3 separate regions of the Mus musculus genome follow, and all the other regions are linked to region 2. A link is a loop called in an ENCODE intact Hi-C map of the cell type or tissue named here. Cell type or tissue: left cerebral cortex. All regions are shown on one strand. Region 1 overlaps Arhgap28 (Rho GTPase activating protein 28). Region 2 holds the start of Gm36392 (a long non-coding RNA gene). Region 3 has its middle 9.0 kb from the start of Gm36312.

Region 1 (5,000 bases), 1.0 Mb after region 2:
TAATTTTTTAATTTGCTAAAGAAGAAACCTTTCTATTTTAAGGAGACTATAGTGTTTTTCAGTTCTGGAAGGTCCAGTGGATGCTTTTAAATATTTTAATTTGCCTGTTGGCAGGCTCTGTCTTTTCATTCATTCTACATTACTTTCTTTTACATCGTTTGCATACTTTGAGAGCTGCTTTAAAACCTTGTCTGCTAGTTCCAGCCCCTGGGTCATCTCATGACCTGGGTCGTCTTCGAGGATGGATAAATACTCTTCTTATTTTGTATTTACAGCTAGTTTAGAGTCTATTCGGATGATGTGTTTGGCTGCAGTGTTTAAATAGGTCATACACTTCACAAGACCAAAGATGCTATCAGTCACTGATACAGTGACTCAGCATTTAATTTATGTGTCTGTGTATGTGTGTGGGTGTGTGTCTTAGTTAGGGTTTTACTGCTGTGAACAGACACCATGACCAAGGCAAGTCTTATAAAACACAACATTTAATTGGGGCTGGCTTACAGGTTCAGAGGTTCAGTCCATTATCATCAAGGTGGGAGCATGGCAGTATCCAGGCAGGCATGGTGCAGGCAGAGCTGAGAGTTCTATGTCTTCATCCAAAGGCTGCTAGTGGAAGACTGACTTCCAAGCAACTGGGGTGAGAGTCTTAAGCCCACTCCCACAGTGACACACCTACTCCAACCAGGTCATACCTATTCCAACAAGACCACACCTACAAATGGTGCCACTCCCTGGTCCAAGAACATACAAACCATCACAGTGTGTATGTGTGGGGGTGTGAGTGTGTGGTGTGGGGGTGTATTTGTGAACGTGTGTGAGCATGTATTTGTGTATGTTTTTGTGAGTGTGGGGGTGTTTGAGTGTGTGTGTGAGTGTGTGTGCTGTGAGTGTGTGAGCGTATGAATATGTGAGAGTGTGTGTTTTGTGTATTTATGAGTGTGTGAATATGTGTGTGATGTGTGTGTGTATTTGTGTCTGTGAGTATATGAGTGTGAGTATGTGAGTGTGCATGTATGTGTGAGTGTGTGTGTGTGGTGTATATGAGTGTGTGTGTGTGCTGTGAGAGTGTGTTTTGTGTATTTGTGAGTGTGAAAATATGTGTGTGAATGTGTGTGTATATTTGTATCTGTGTGTGTATGAGTATGTGAGTGAGTATGTAATAATATGTGAGTGTGTGGTGCGAATAAGTGACTATGTGAGTGTGTGTATACGTGTGTGTATGTTGGAACTACCTTCTTCATACTACATGGAACTCAGAGAGCACAGATTATTTACCACTCATGTGCAGAGTCACTGCATCTTTTCAGTCTTGGCCTCCAACTTGCTGGTTCAGTTAAAGGACTAGATGGTTCTCCAGGCAGGAGGAAGGACTTCCATACTAGTGCGCGTTAAATAAATTAGCCACAAACTGTTAGCACGAGACAGCGTATGGCCAAGTTCCATCAGTAAAAGGAAAATGGAATATTTGCCAACTCAGACTTGTAATTGAGACAGGAACATCATAATTCTCTGAAATGGACGGAGCTTCCACACCTGGACACCTAACTGCACGGCTACACAGCGACACACCTGCACACCTGCACGCCTACATTCCCTACATACCCGCACACCTCCATGCCTGCACTTGCACCTGCATCTCTTGTCTCTCGCTCAGGGCTGTTCTAGCATTGATCACATCTGATGATGGGGCTCTCGGCCTGCAGTTCATATGGCAAGAGAAGGTCTCATCTGAGTTTGGTACTGGACAGGTTCTTCCTAGGTCCTGGTATTTACACGTGTTCACGCATTAGCCTTTACCACATGAACTAGGTCTATGGCATGTTCTTTTTAAAAACTTCAACGTGGCTTCCTAAAGTCCAAGTGGGTAACGCTGAGACCGTGTGATCGGAACTGTGAATGTACCTCCCCTGTTCCCACACAGGGGTGTGCACATATGGCCAGCCCCCTCCAACTCCACACACACACACACACACACACACACACACACACACACACACTTGCCCACTGCTGTAGTAGGTTCTTTATTTGAGGTTTCCCTTACTAGGCTGCTCCGTGCTTTTACTAACAACCGATGGTCTCCAGCCAGACTGTAAGGGATCGTAAAGGTGGCCTCCAGCTTGAGAACTCCCCAGCACTCCAGAGGCCAAGCTTCTCCAGAAACTCTTCCCCAGCAGATCATTTGGAAGAGGATACAGAGAGAAAAGCCCTTTAAAGTTTCAGCATGGGTGGCTGTACATTATCCTGGGTGAATGGACTTCCCTGAGTGTGCAGCCAGCCCTCTGGCGCCACCTTGTGTCACTAGGGAGTAGCGTTCCCCACAGTCTCCCAAACTAACCGCTTCCCCCAATGTCTATGTGAGATAGGGAATAAATGCCACTGATCATATAAGCATATAATGTGCACACATGTATGATGCCAACTGTTTCTAGGCACTGGCTTGAACATTGTGTGCGTACTAGCTTGTGTAATCCTCATGCCAGCACTGTGGATACGCAGAAAGGGTGAATGCCTTAGTACTAAGAGCGGGATTCGAACCTGGCTCTAGAACATACGTCCTTAGTGGCCGCGGGCTGCTGTGTCCTTGAGCGCAATGCTTACTTGCTCTCCAATTGAGCCTCGTCCTCTATTCACAGAGTAAGGCAGGGTCCACGGACACACCCTGAAAAGGAAACTGTCCTATAAATCTATGATGATTAAAGGGTCTTTTTGGCTACCTGCCTATAAACAGGCATCCTGGGATGGAAAGGGAGGTGACAGACTGAGGCTCTTGTCCAAATGAACAAATTGACATTGTTGAGCTTGAAAGCCCGGCCCTTCCCACTAAGCTGTCAGAGCCCTCCTGCGCAACCAGATGTTCGCATGATTGCTGTCAGAACGCATCAGGGTGGTTTCAAGCGTGTGATTATTTCTGTCTTCTTGTTAGGAGGACCTGACATCAAAGTGCAGTTTCAAGCCTTGCACCTCATGGTCATGGCCCTGCCTGATGCCAACAGGGACACAGCGCAGGTAAGTGGGGCTTGTCTGGGGGAAGCAGAAGTGTGATGGCTTACAGAGCCAACTGCATGGTGCAGCCCCCCACCGCCTTGCATGCCGCCCCCCCCTCCCCTCCCCGTGATGCTGCAGAGAGGCAGACACAAAGGATGGAGACTCCAGAACTCTTTCTGAACATTAACATTTAGTTCCCTCAGTGTAACTGAGGGATGCTGAGTGACTAACCAGATGCCAGGATTAAGTGTGATGAATAGAAAGAGAAAGAAGAGAGGCTTAATCATACCAGGGTCTGGAGCAAATGAGAGCGGTTAGTATCTTATAAGAACACAGCTCTATCTGGAACTCGCTCCAGCCTGGGGGAATAATTCTAATGAGCTTTGAGGAGGGCAGCTAAGACCATTGGACTGTGTGAGATTTCTAAAATAGTCCCGTTTTAGAACATACACAGAAAATACAATTTAAATAGTTCTAAGTTTTAGGAGTTTAGATATCACTTGCTAGGGTCTAGACATTTCTTCAGAGTGAGAAAAAAAAATAAGCCCAGAGAAGCAACTTCTCTGCTCACCAGCTACAGAGCATCTGATACACTTGTACCCGTGGTTCCTCTTCCCTGCCTTCCCTAACTTCCAGACCTGTTTCTTTGTTGTATGCTTCGAAATTCGAGATTCTCTCTTGTAGTTTTGATGGCGAGTATGCTCTTAGAAAGCTGGTATAGGCAGGGCAGGTACTTGGACCCTCTGAACGGACACTGAAGTGTGATGAGCTGAAAGAGCCCCTAATTTTAAGGCCAGTCAAAAGGATGCAGGAGATGGAGATGTCATGTTGCTTTTTTCTGCATGCTTTTTTTTGGGGGGGGGGGGTTTCCAAGAGTGGAAACATTTGAGTAAGTTAAAAAACATGTGGCGCATGTCCATAGCCCGTAGCCCTAGCCCTGGGAGTCTGAGACAAGAGGATTGTTGGGAGTTCAAGGCCAGTGTGGACCTGGTTATCTAGCATGCCCCCCATGGCATAAAACAGAGCATTACCTTACACCCTCAGTGCAAGGGTGGGGCCAGCAAAACAGTCAAGCATCAGTTTTTAGTATCATTCACTATTTTTTCCAAAAGTTACAGATCTTAATTTGTTTCTGGTACCACCCCAAACAATGTTATTTTATCACAAAACCCCATCTGGTTTCAAATGTCTCCGCCAAGATGGCCACCCTTTCCCATGTGCAAGGACAGAAAAACTGACAATAATTCTGTACACTTCTAGTGTGACATCTCAGAGAAGGCCCGCGGGATGATGCACACTGATTCACACATGCGCGCACGCACACACACGCACATACACACACAGCACCGTTTTTGTCTTTCCATTCTAAAATGTCGGAGCTCGGATTAGAACTGCTGGCTATAAGGAAGGCAGGAATACCACGGTTGGACAGTGTGCTTTCTTACTTCAGATCCTTGGTGCCCCCACTTAACCGACTGATGCTGGACGGTTGCTTCGTTCCATCCATCCCCAGCCCGCTCTCCTTCCTGCCTGTACGATCGTTATAAATATCTGCCTTGTAGAGTTTACACAGATAGTGAGTGAAACAAAATAGTATCAATTACTGAGAATAATGTCTGAATCATAGACTCGCAAGTACGTGGAATCTATTAAAAAGGCATGTTAAACATGTCCTAATCAAAGAGACTATGGTAGGGCCGAGGAGCAAGGGGGATGGATCCGTCAATAAAGTGGTCCTGAGGAAATCCTGAGAGCCTGAGTTCTGATCCCCGGCGACCGAGGGAAAGCTGCTTGTGTCTGTAATCCCACCACCATGGAGGAAGAGACAGGACTGTTCAGCGCCTGGACACACGGCCGAGCTGAATCAGCAAGCCTCAGCTCCCGTGACGCACGCACCCTGTCAAAAAACAAGCCTGCTACAGCTCAGTCCCCAGGTCCCAGGCAGGAGACGACAGGCGCCCGAGAGTTGTTCTCTGCGCTCCACGTGTGTACATGGCACAGGCATGTCTATA
Region 2 (5,000 bases):
ATTCTATTGTATACTCAATTCCACAAAACTAAGGAAACTTTGTCATGATCTCTGACAGTCATTGTGGGGGGTTAGCATACCCCCTGGAGAAGCTTTCCCAGAAAACTAAAATGGACTTAATAATGCCATGCTTGTCTGTAGGTACAGTGACCATTCTCTACAGTTTGATGGATCATTGGAGTGGAGGGACCTGGATTCTAGAAAATGAGTAATATCCACATGGAGACAGGCCATGAGTGGGCCCCCATTTAGAAGTCTCTGGGTTAAGCATCATGCTATACCTGGAGCCCACTGGAGACATGTCTGTGTCCTCCTCTTCACTCTCAGAATCAGCCCACTAAATCAGAGGTCCTGAAAGCAGGCATAAGCTACCAGTGACCCAGGGCAAGTATCACCAGTTCTTGATCTTCAAGAAAGAAATAAGTCTTTCAAAATGACAACATGAGAGCATATGACAGGTGGGTTCTAAGCCCATGCCCTAAGTTTGAGTACTGGGGAGAGATACAGTCTGAATGAAATATTTCCATATTGCTCCCCATGTAGGAGGTGTGTGTGTGTGTGTGTGTGTGTGTGTGTGTGATGTTTTAATTCTTGTCATTTTTCTTGCAGTGCAGCGATTTGTTAGTTAACCATCACCCCTTGGAGATCTGGGCAATGGCTGATGTTTCAGTATTTCCTTTCATCAGTATTCTTGTAATAAGTAGTTCTCAGCAGGGGAGAATATGAAGATAAATAATAATTCATAATAATTCCTGGAGACTTCCTACCCTGGAGAACAGGAAACGACTGTCTTCCTAAGTAGGAGCTCGGGATGCTGCTAACCATCCTACAGAATGGGATGCCTCTACAATTATAAATCATATGTCCCCAGATGCCAATAATGTGAAGACTGAGAAACCTTGGCTTATGGAAAGTATTTCTAGAAAACATCAAGATGTTCTTGTGCTTCACTTTAGTCTGTTGATGGAAAATTTCAGCATGCTTAAATATTCTTACTAATTAAATGATACTCCCCTGCTTCCTAATTGGCACTAAGGAGATTTTCCTACAGTCCAGGATTGTAGAAAGATGTGTCCAGATTTTTACAAAAGAATGTGAATACAGCTCTTTGATAACAGAAGTCTTCATTACAATTGATGTATGATCCATGAGAAACGGCAAGAATCTGGGTACTGACACCATGACGGTCCCAAATATCTAGCTCCTGGGAACATAAACAGGAGCAGTGAATACCAGCCAAGAGGTTATTTGGAAAATATCGATGCCAATGTGCTTCTTCATCCAGCTCTAGGTCAGAGATCTCAACAGGTGCAGCAATACGATTTCCTACCTAGCATTAGATGATGAAAGGCCAAATGGAATCATCACTATGGTTGATATTGAAAAGAAATCAATCGCCTGCGCAGCATGTGCGTTTCATGTGAGACTTCTGCCGTTGATAAGTTGACAAGTGTCTTTGCTCCATGCCAATACCTGAGCTTCTGCCAGGATAACCAAATGCAATAGAGGAAAGGGACGAGGGATCAGGAAAAAGCAAAGCTGGCAGATGGCAATCTGTGAAGAGTTGAATCAACATAAATTATACCTCATCAGTGAGCAGAAAAAAGGGAGGATGTGCTCCAGTGTTCAGCACACCACTGAGATGGGGAGCATGCCAGAAGAACACAAGCAAACCCCAGGGTAGCTCTCCAAGCTGGGTGCAAGCAGAGTTTAAGTAACGCCCCTCCGTCGGAAAGCCATCTGGAAGACTAATTAGCGGGAGGCCTCTATTTGAGGTAATACAGTAAATAAAATGAAGGAACATCTGGGTTTTCAGAAGGGGTTGATCAGACACATAGAAGAGCAGAACAAGCACCTGCAAATAGTTAAGTCAAAGCAAAAGCTGGTCATGGCTTTGCCTTCTTAAGTCGACCTGTGAAACAGTGCAACAAGTGAGCATAAGGGTTGGTATTGGAGGAAGAATTCCACATACAACGTATTAAGCTACCCAAACTCTCTTCCTATTTAGAAGCTGAATTTCTAGACATTACCATTACCTCTCCAGAATTTCGGAATCACCGAGAGAAGCAAAAGTCAGCTTGTCAGTTTTAACACAGTATAGTGACATGGAGCGGGGATCAGTGTAATAAATGTGTACAAACCATGGCTTAAAGTCACGGGCTTAAACAAGAAGAATCCATGATCTCAGCCGACGGATAGCAGGTTCCTAGGCAACAAAATCTTTTAGCAAGATGGCCAAGTAAAGGATGTTCACAGTTCAAAATCCAAGTGTATCAAAAAAATCTTTAGCGTATCAAAGTCAGCAAGTCAAACCAGTAGAGGGCACTAAAGGAAAAACCAAGCACTTAGAAGATTTTTTTTCCCAAGAACTTAAACTCTATAATGAAAATCCCAAGGAGATGTAAAATAGATGAAAAATATCCATATTTCCAATTACACATGTAAGGGCAAAGGAATGGATTTGGGAAAAGGCTATAAAAGTCTTGTAGTAAATATTCTTTCTCTCATTCTGAATTATTGGCTGTTGGACAAATGAGTTTTACACATCTTGAAGATTGTTTCTAATAGCACAAATACATTGTCTCACATTTCCATTAAAGCAATTATTTAGCAATGCTGTTATAATAATTGTCCAAATTGGAATAGCAGCAGGTGGTCAGCTCCTCGCGAGGAAGCAACAGCATGTTAATAGGCTGTGTGTCAACCCCGGGGGCCAGATTGTGGTTCCTGAAATGTTTGGGTTTTTTTTGTCATTTCCTGCACACTGTCACCATTGGAGAGCTTTATGTAATACAGACAGCTTGTGAAGGCAGTGGATAGTCTATAGGACTTGACAGAGTCACCTTCTGCTGAGGTTTTGGGAACACAGGTGCTCTGCTTAGCAGGATGTCAGAAGGAAAGTGCAGAGGTAAACAATCAGCAGAAACTCTCCCAGGTTCTTCTGAAGGTAACGCTGAGGATAATTGCCTTGTATTCTCAACAGAAGTAAAAGGGATGAATATATATATATATATAAAATCTAAGGCATGAGTGTACTTTGAGCAGTGCCTGGAATACATTATTTTTGATATTTTAACTTTTGCTTTCCCCCCCTGCTTTCTATACGAGGCTTGCCGAAGAACAATAGGAGTGTGTTTAATAATTCATCCAGAGACCATCGAAAAGAGAAAGGTGCATCTCATGATAAGGACATCAAAAGACAGGACAAAACTGCCCCGTTCCTACTGAAAAGACACATTCAGTTTTCTTTTTCTTTGTGTCTTGAAATTTTCTGACCAAGAAGTCTAAGATTCTGGGAGCAGCATCCTTCAGCTTTGAGAGCTTTATTCCCATTTGGAGTTTAAAATTAAGATCTTTATATAATTCTGTCCTCTAGTGAGGGAGAGGAGGGAAAGAGAGGGGGAGGAATGGAGGTCGCTGCTGCTGCAAAGGTCATTTCCCCTGTGTGCTTTCTATTGTGATGTCAGCTGGCAGCAAGCTTGCCTCGGGAATCGGCACTGTGGGTGGCATCAGTACAGATTCACCGCACAGTCTTAAGTGCATGGCTGGGTACTCCAAGCCCAGTTCTGACATCTGAATCTGAAATGGCAGCCGTGTCAGGATGAGTTTGTGTTATAGAGACCCAATTCCAGTTTTAAAACCGCTGACTCAGAAATGGATGTAGCCCCGCAACAATCAATCATGCCACTGAGGTTCTTCGAAGAAGAAGAGGTAGGGATCTAATTGGTTGCTAGTTTCCAAGTAGGTTATGGCATGCATGCCCTTTCAAAGATGGCTGCCTTCAGAAGCACACGATGAGGCCGGGAGTTCAACAAACAAAATGAGAAAAACCAAAGCAACGCGACCCACAAATGTTATGGAGAAGGTGGCACAGGGGTTTGTGCCTTGGCAAAGCCCTGCTTTCCACCAATGATGTTAATGGAAACGCCATGCACCTAGTGAGAAAACTGCCATGAAGAGAACTGCAGAATAATTCATTAGTGTGCACCACTTCCATCTACACAAGGACTTCGGATATTGGAATACTGGGGAAAGACTAGAATTTAATAGAACATTTAAAAATTATCCCAAGTTTGCAGAAACAGAGAACAGGATAGAGCAGACAAGGAGGGCGAGAAAACTTCAGAGATACCAATGGTAAAAATACACCTGGACAGCCTATGGAACATGTTCCGGAAGTGCTGAGAGCTGACTGCTGGCTCGGCGCTGTAAGGCTGTGAGGCTGTCTGTTTAAAGTTGGGGTGTTGCTGTGCCCAAGGCTGTATGCCTCGGATTCCAGTACTCCGAGAAGGAGCAAGAGTCCCCCGCTTCCCAGGCTGTGCTGTGCCCGCAGACTTTGTCTCACAGAGACTCAAACACAAACTAATACTGGGGTAAAGTAAAGTTATTTTTTCCCACATAAATAAAACAGTTTATGACTGGCAGAAAAAGAACCAAAGTTGAGGGACCCCCCAAACCCTAGAAAGTCAAGAAAAACTAAGCTATTTCCATCCAGTACCCCAAGTCTCATCCTAGAAGAAGGATCCAATACACCATAAGAGCTAGAGGGGATATAGAAGGAGGGGTGCTGTGAAGAGCCATCCTTGGGCCACAGCTTGGATGTGACACACACACACATGAACTCACAGCATCCCATGGTGACCTACCTGCACAGAACCAAGCAGTCAAATCTAGCATGGAGGGAAGGGGGGATTTCAGGCCCTGTGGGAACACTATCAAGACAATGGCATATGGTGAATGATGCTTCAGGGAACAGTCAAAGAGGATCCAGAAAAAAAAAAAAGATGGATGGTCTTTAATCTCAGGTGCATTTTGTTTCCCTTGGACACGATTTTGTGTCCCCGGATGGCAAACATTTATGTTGTGAGAAATATTAAAAATGAACCACCAAGTTCCCACACTCCAAGGCTAGCCCCATTCAGCAACTGATTGCAGTCTTCCCAGCTCTGGTTCACTGCCTCAGTGGTGCCTGTACGCTCTTAGCCATAATCCCCCTGTGG
Region 3 (5,000 bases), 700 kb after region 2:
GGAATTCTCAAGTGAAGCCATCTGGTCCTGGGCTTTGCTTTGCTGGGGAGTTTTTCCTTCTCTGCTGCTTATTAGCCTATTCAGCTTCTGTATTTGTGCTCCATCCTAGGCAGGTGTTACATTTCTAGGAACGCATTCATGTCTCTGAATTCTCTGATGTGACAGTGCATAGTCTTCTCCCTCATCCCTTTTCCTGTGGAGCAGTGATGCTGCTTTCTAGTTCATCCACTCTGTGCACTTACCCCACCTAACCACTTGCCCATTGTATTGATCCAGGAAAACAGATCTCATTTCCTCATGGTTTTTGTTTTCCTATTGTTTTCTCATTCATTATTTCTATGAGCTCTGCTGTAATTTTTTTTCTTTTGTTAGAGTTTGAATGGTCTTGATCTCTGTTCCTTGTTGTGTAGTTGGCTTGTCATTGTGGGAATCTTAAAAAGAATAACGTTGATGCTTGTTTGTGCCATGTCTTTGCTTTCATTTGTCTTAAGGCATTTCCCAAATTCCCCTTATGATTTTTCTCTGATGCATCCAAGTTGACACCCATATATTTGGGGATTCCTTCACTATTGATCTATAATCTCATCCCATTATGACCAGGAAAGATACTTTGCATGACACAGCATCTGTGGACTTGTAAAGACTTGTCTTGAGGTCTGCTTATGTGGCTGTGCTAAGAACACTTCCTGTACCTGTCTGGTTCTTCTGGCATGGGTTCCTCTTTGTCCGGTAAATCCAGTTATCCAGTGGTGTTGTTCAAGCCTTCACATCTTTAGTGACTTCTAGTCTGGTTGCTCTATTTATTGTTAAAACAGGGTATGGACATCTCTTGCTATTACTGTTACTTTCTACTTTTTTTCTCTCTGACCCTGCCAAAAATTCTTCCACATATGTAGGCACTTTGAAGTTAGGTATATGGTTCCTGCACCTTCTCATGAGCTGACCTTTTTATGATTACATGGATCCTTCTTTGCATCTTAAAACATTCTACTCATGCTCTGGTTGGGTGTGTATTCTTAGCATAGGCATTTTGCTCTTCTGTCCGATATGAGCATAGAGTGTTACTTTCCATTTCTCTACTCCCCTGTGTACCTGTAGTTCTAAAACAACTCTCTGGGACGTGTTTTATTTTTAACATGTTTTAGTTTTATTATCAAATTGACACAACCTAGAGTTACCTAGGACAGGGCGATCCTCAACTGAAGAAGTCCCTCAATCAAATTGCTCTATGGTTGGGTCTGTGAGGAACCGTGTTGATTGATGTAAGTGAGCCAGTCCACTGTGGGTGGCACAATCCCTAGGCGGGTGGCCCTCCACTGTATAAGAAAGCTGGCAAAGAGCAAGTTGGAGAGTGAGCAATAAGGAGCATTGCTTTGGTTTCTGCTCTCCTTTCCCTTGGCACTGGACCATAACCCAGAAGTATAGGCAGACATAGACCGTTGACTCCCATAAACTCATTTTGGTCCATGTTCTATTAACAGCAATGGAAACCAAACTCGACAAGGGTAAATAGTTGTAGCCTATGTTTTTATTCATTCAATGGCACTGCACCTTCTGATTGGGAAATAAATCCACTTATATGAAACAGTTATCAGTGAGGCTAGACAGACAGTTCTGTAGTTAAGTTGCCTTTTCAGAGGGCCCAGCATCTATTCCCAGCACCTACATGCTCACAACAATCATTAACTCCCGTTCTAGGTGAGCTGCCCTCTTCAGGCCTCTGAGGGTACCAGATACCCCCTTGGTTCAAGCTAAATACTCATACCTATAAAATAAATAAGTCTTCAAAAATCAAAAATAGAATCATAGACGGGGAAGGAGTATTCTACTCATTTCAGGGATTTTGTTTTTGTTTTTGTTTTTGTTTTTTTTAATGTGTCACACTTTTTGCCTCTCTTCCTCCTCCCAGGATTTTGTTTGTAGTTCATTATTTTCCAGTTTGGGGATTTTGATTGACAGGGCATGATCAGTATTTCATTTCGCTTTGTGTGCACGTGTAAATAGTTTCTTTTGTGTGACACTCCAATCACATGAAACAAAGTTGTAGCATTCTACTAAGTAACAATACAGTTACACATAGAACTTAAAAATGACAATCACCTAATTTCAACCAAATACAAACTCTCTGCTCTGTTTGTATCTCATGTTTTTAATGTTTATAAGTATTTTGTACCCATTACGAGATTTGTAGGGTTATTTTTTCACACTTATATTCTATAGACTCAAGTTAAAATACAGGTTGCCATATTTGCTCATATAAGTATTTTTGTATAAGACTTTGTGCTTCTTTCTGCACCCTCCTGTTCCAACCTGAAGGACTCCTTTTCTTTTTTAATGGAGCCAGGGTTTTTCATATTGACTCAAACATCCCACCACCATAAGCGTTCACTCCCGACAGCTATCTCAGTTAGGGTTTCTATCACTGTAGTCAAATACCATGATTGAAAGCAACTCAGTGAGCTTCACTCCTTTATCCACTTCCATATCACGGCCCGTTATAGAAGGAAGTCCAGGGCGGGACCTAAAGCAGAGGCCATGGGGCAGTACTGCTTACTGGCTTGTTCTTCATAGTTTGCTCAGCCTGCTTTCTTATACAACTTTGGGTTTGCCAAAGGCCAACCTTGTGGAGGCATCTCCTCAGAGAAGACTCTCTTCTCAGCTATGTCTAGGTTTATGTCAAATTGACCAAGACCAATGAGGAAAACACTTCTCCCTCTCTCTGTCTCTCTCCTTCCCTCTCTCTGTCTCTCTCTTTTCTCTCTCTCTCCCTCCCTCCCTCCCTCTCCCTCTCTCTCTGTCTCTCTCCTTCTTCCCTCTCTCTCTCCTTTACTCTCTCTCTGTCTCTCTTTCTCTCTCCCTCTCCCCCCTCTCTCTCCCTTTCCCTTTCCCTCTCCTCCTTTCCCTCCCCCTTCCCCTCTCTCTTTTTCTCCCCTCTTCCCCCCCAACCCCCATTTAACATTTTGTATAGAAGTTTCCTGTTAATGAACTCCAGCAGCTTCTCATCTGGGCAAGCCTCCATCTCCTCTTTGTTGCAGAAGGACAATTCTGACAACTACAATATTGTTTGACCTTTTTCTTTTAGCAGTTTGAATTCATCACTCCGCCCCCTGCTGGCCTACAAGGTTTCCACAGGGGACTCTGATAGGAAATTTCCTCCAGTGTGCTGGTAGCTAATCTTTGGCTGCTCCTTACTGGTTTCAGACGGCTACCTGAACTTGCACAGGACTGTTCTTTGGCTTCACCATAGCTGGAGTTCTTCTTGTGTCTAAAATGTGAATATTTTATTACCTGCTTCCTTCTCTCTGTCTCTCTGCCTGCCCCCCACCCCCAAGGGGGTGCTAATCCTACAACTGAGTTTACTTACCTCCAATCCTGCATGTTCATTTCTTCCTTCAAATATGAGAAGTTGGCTGCCATCATATTCTCAAGTAAGTTCCCTCCTTCCCCCTTTCTCCTTACACTTTCATAACACGTGCACTAGCCCAGTTATTTGTGATATAAAGCCTAAAATTTAAAAAGCCTTTGATGCATGGAGGAGCGCAGCCTGCAGATGCCTGCCCTTCTTCATTCCTGTTCTCTTTCTGCACCCCAAAACTTGATGGTCTCAAACAAAATGTTCAAATTTACCGACCCATTATTATTATTATTATTATTATTATTATTATTACTATTTTATCTAATCAAGTCTTCTTTATCTTCGCTGTACATTCAGTGTCCCTATGATAGAGCCTTTTGCCAAATTACTCTAGTGAATTTTTCAGGTCAATTATTTTATCTTTCAGTTCTAGAATTTGATTCATATCTGTAATTTTGCTGCCATTTGTATTCTCATTTTTATCTGTGACTTGCTTTGTGTTCAGTTGTCTGTGTTCTCTTTCTAAAGCACATCGACCGTCTTTATGACTGAGTTTAAACTGTCAAGAGCTCACAGGTCCCCATTTTACGGTCAACTTCTGAGCCTTTGTTGTGCTTCATTAGGCCGTGCTCCCTTGTCCTGTCCTTTGCTGGCCTTGCAGTCATTTACTGCGATCTTGGCATTCGGGATTTTTTTTTTTTTTTTTTTTTTTTTTTTTTTTTTTTTTTAAGACCTACAAAACCAAAATGAGAACAGGGCTGCAATCAATTGGGGTTGCCTACCAAACTGCTTCTGAGATCTTGCTCCCCCTTGTGCCCACCTGGGAAATTACATCCTTAAAGTGCTGTTCCCCTTGGTTTTCAGGGGTCCTTGAAATCACCCCAATGGATTAGTGTTCCCGGGTAAGGAGAGCCAGACCATCTAGTGGGTATCCTGCCCTGGTGTTTCGACAGTGGAAAGGGAACTACACAGAGGTGGCATACATTGAATGTCCCCTCACCTTGGCAAGCACAGTTCACCATGACTTAATATATGAAAAGTCATTAAGTCCTATTTATTGCCTTGCAAGAATCATGGAGCAATAGATACACTATAGTTTTGTTTTGTTTCGATTCAAAATGGACCTATAAATTGTCTTTTCGGTTGATGCTCTACTAGAACTATCGCCCCGTGAAAATTAAATAGTCTTCTGTAACACAATTTTCTTGGTGTGTATCTTGTTTTATTGATGACTGAGTTTTGAAGGAAGAAGATGATTACGTCATTGAAGAAGTGGCACAGAAGACTAGAGTGAAGGATCGGTGGCTAAGGACTTGCTGCTCAGCCGTGAGGTCCAGGGTTTAGATCCCAGCATGCAGTCAGATAGTTTCACTGTAAAGGACTGTCCAACTCCCATCTCTGAGGAATTTGCCACTCTCTTTTGGCCTCCATGGAGGCACAGACATTCACACTAGTGCACATATATCCAATACACATGTGCAGGCATAGTGCACATGCGTGTATACACTCAGACACATGAATAAATACATATTTTTTTGCATAAAGAAGTAGAATGAGAAAAAGATGAGGAGGAGGAGGATGAAGAGAAGCAGGGTAGAGAAGTGACCTCTCTATCCAAAGGAATCTGCATGGACAGGAACATATG

What was found. Hi-C counts contacts between places; a loop is a spot of excess contacts. Peaks named below come from ENCODE experiments on the same cell type or tissue, not always from the same donor. Only the 100,000 strongest peaks of a DNase experiment are listed, where the experiment ranks them.
Region 1: it touches region 2 in a loop (6-fold over the local background); 9 of 42 quality-filtered maps call a loop at or near these places.
Region 3: a loop joins it to region 2, with 6 times the contacts of the local background. A loop is called at or near these places in 12 of 42 quality-filtered maps.

What each region holds. Positions count from the first base shown.
Region 1 is chr17:67,859,282-67,864,281 of GRCm38, reverse strand. Arhgap28 (Rho GTPase activating protein 28) reads left to right here. Exons shown (of 18, transcript NM_172964.4): 12 at 2,927-3,009. Among named protein-coding and RNA genes, the nearest start is that of Arhgap28, 140 kb to the left of the region's middle. In left cerebral cortex, a CTCF peak has its summit at 2,297 (motif pointing left); a DNase peak (open chromatin) is centred at 2,289.
Region 2 is chr17:68,872,761-68,877,760 of GRCm38, reverse strand. Gm36392 (a long non-coding RNA gene) reads left to right here and starts at 3,492. Exons shown (of 4, transcript XR_876919.2): 1 at 3,492-3,711. In left cerebral cortex, a CTCF peak has its summit at 2,317 (motif pointing right); a DNase peak (open chromatin) is centred at 2,299.
Region 3 is chr17:68,176,137-68,181,136 of GRCm38, reverse strand. No RefSeq gene overlaps it. Among named protein-coding and RNA genes, the nearest start is that of Gm36312, 9.0 kb to the left of the region's middle. In left cerebral cortex, CTCF peaks have their summits at 3,112 (motif pointing left) and 4,175 (motif pointing left); DNase peaks (open chromatin) are centred at 3,124 and 4,178.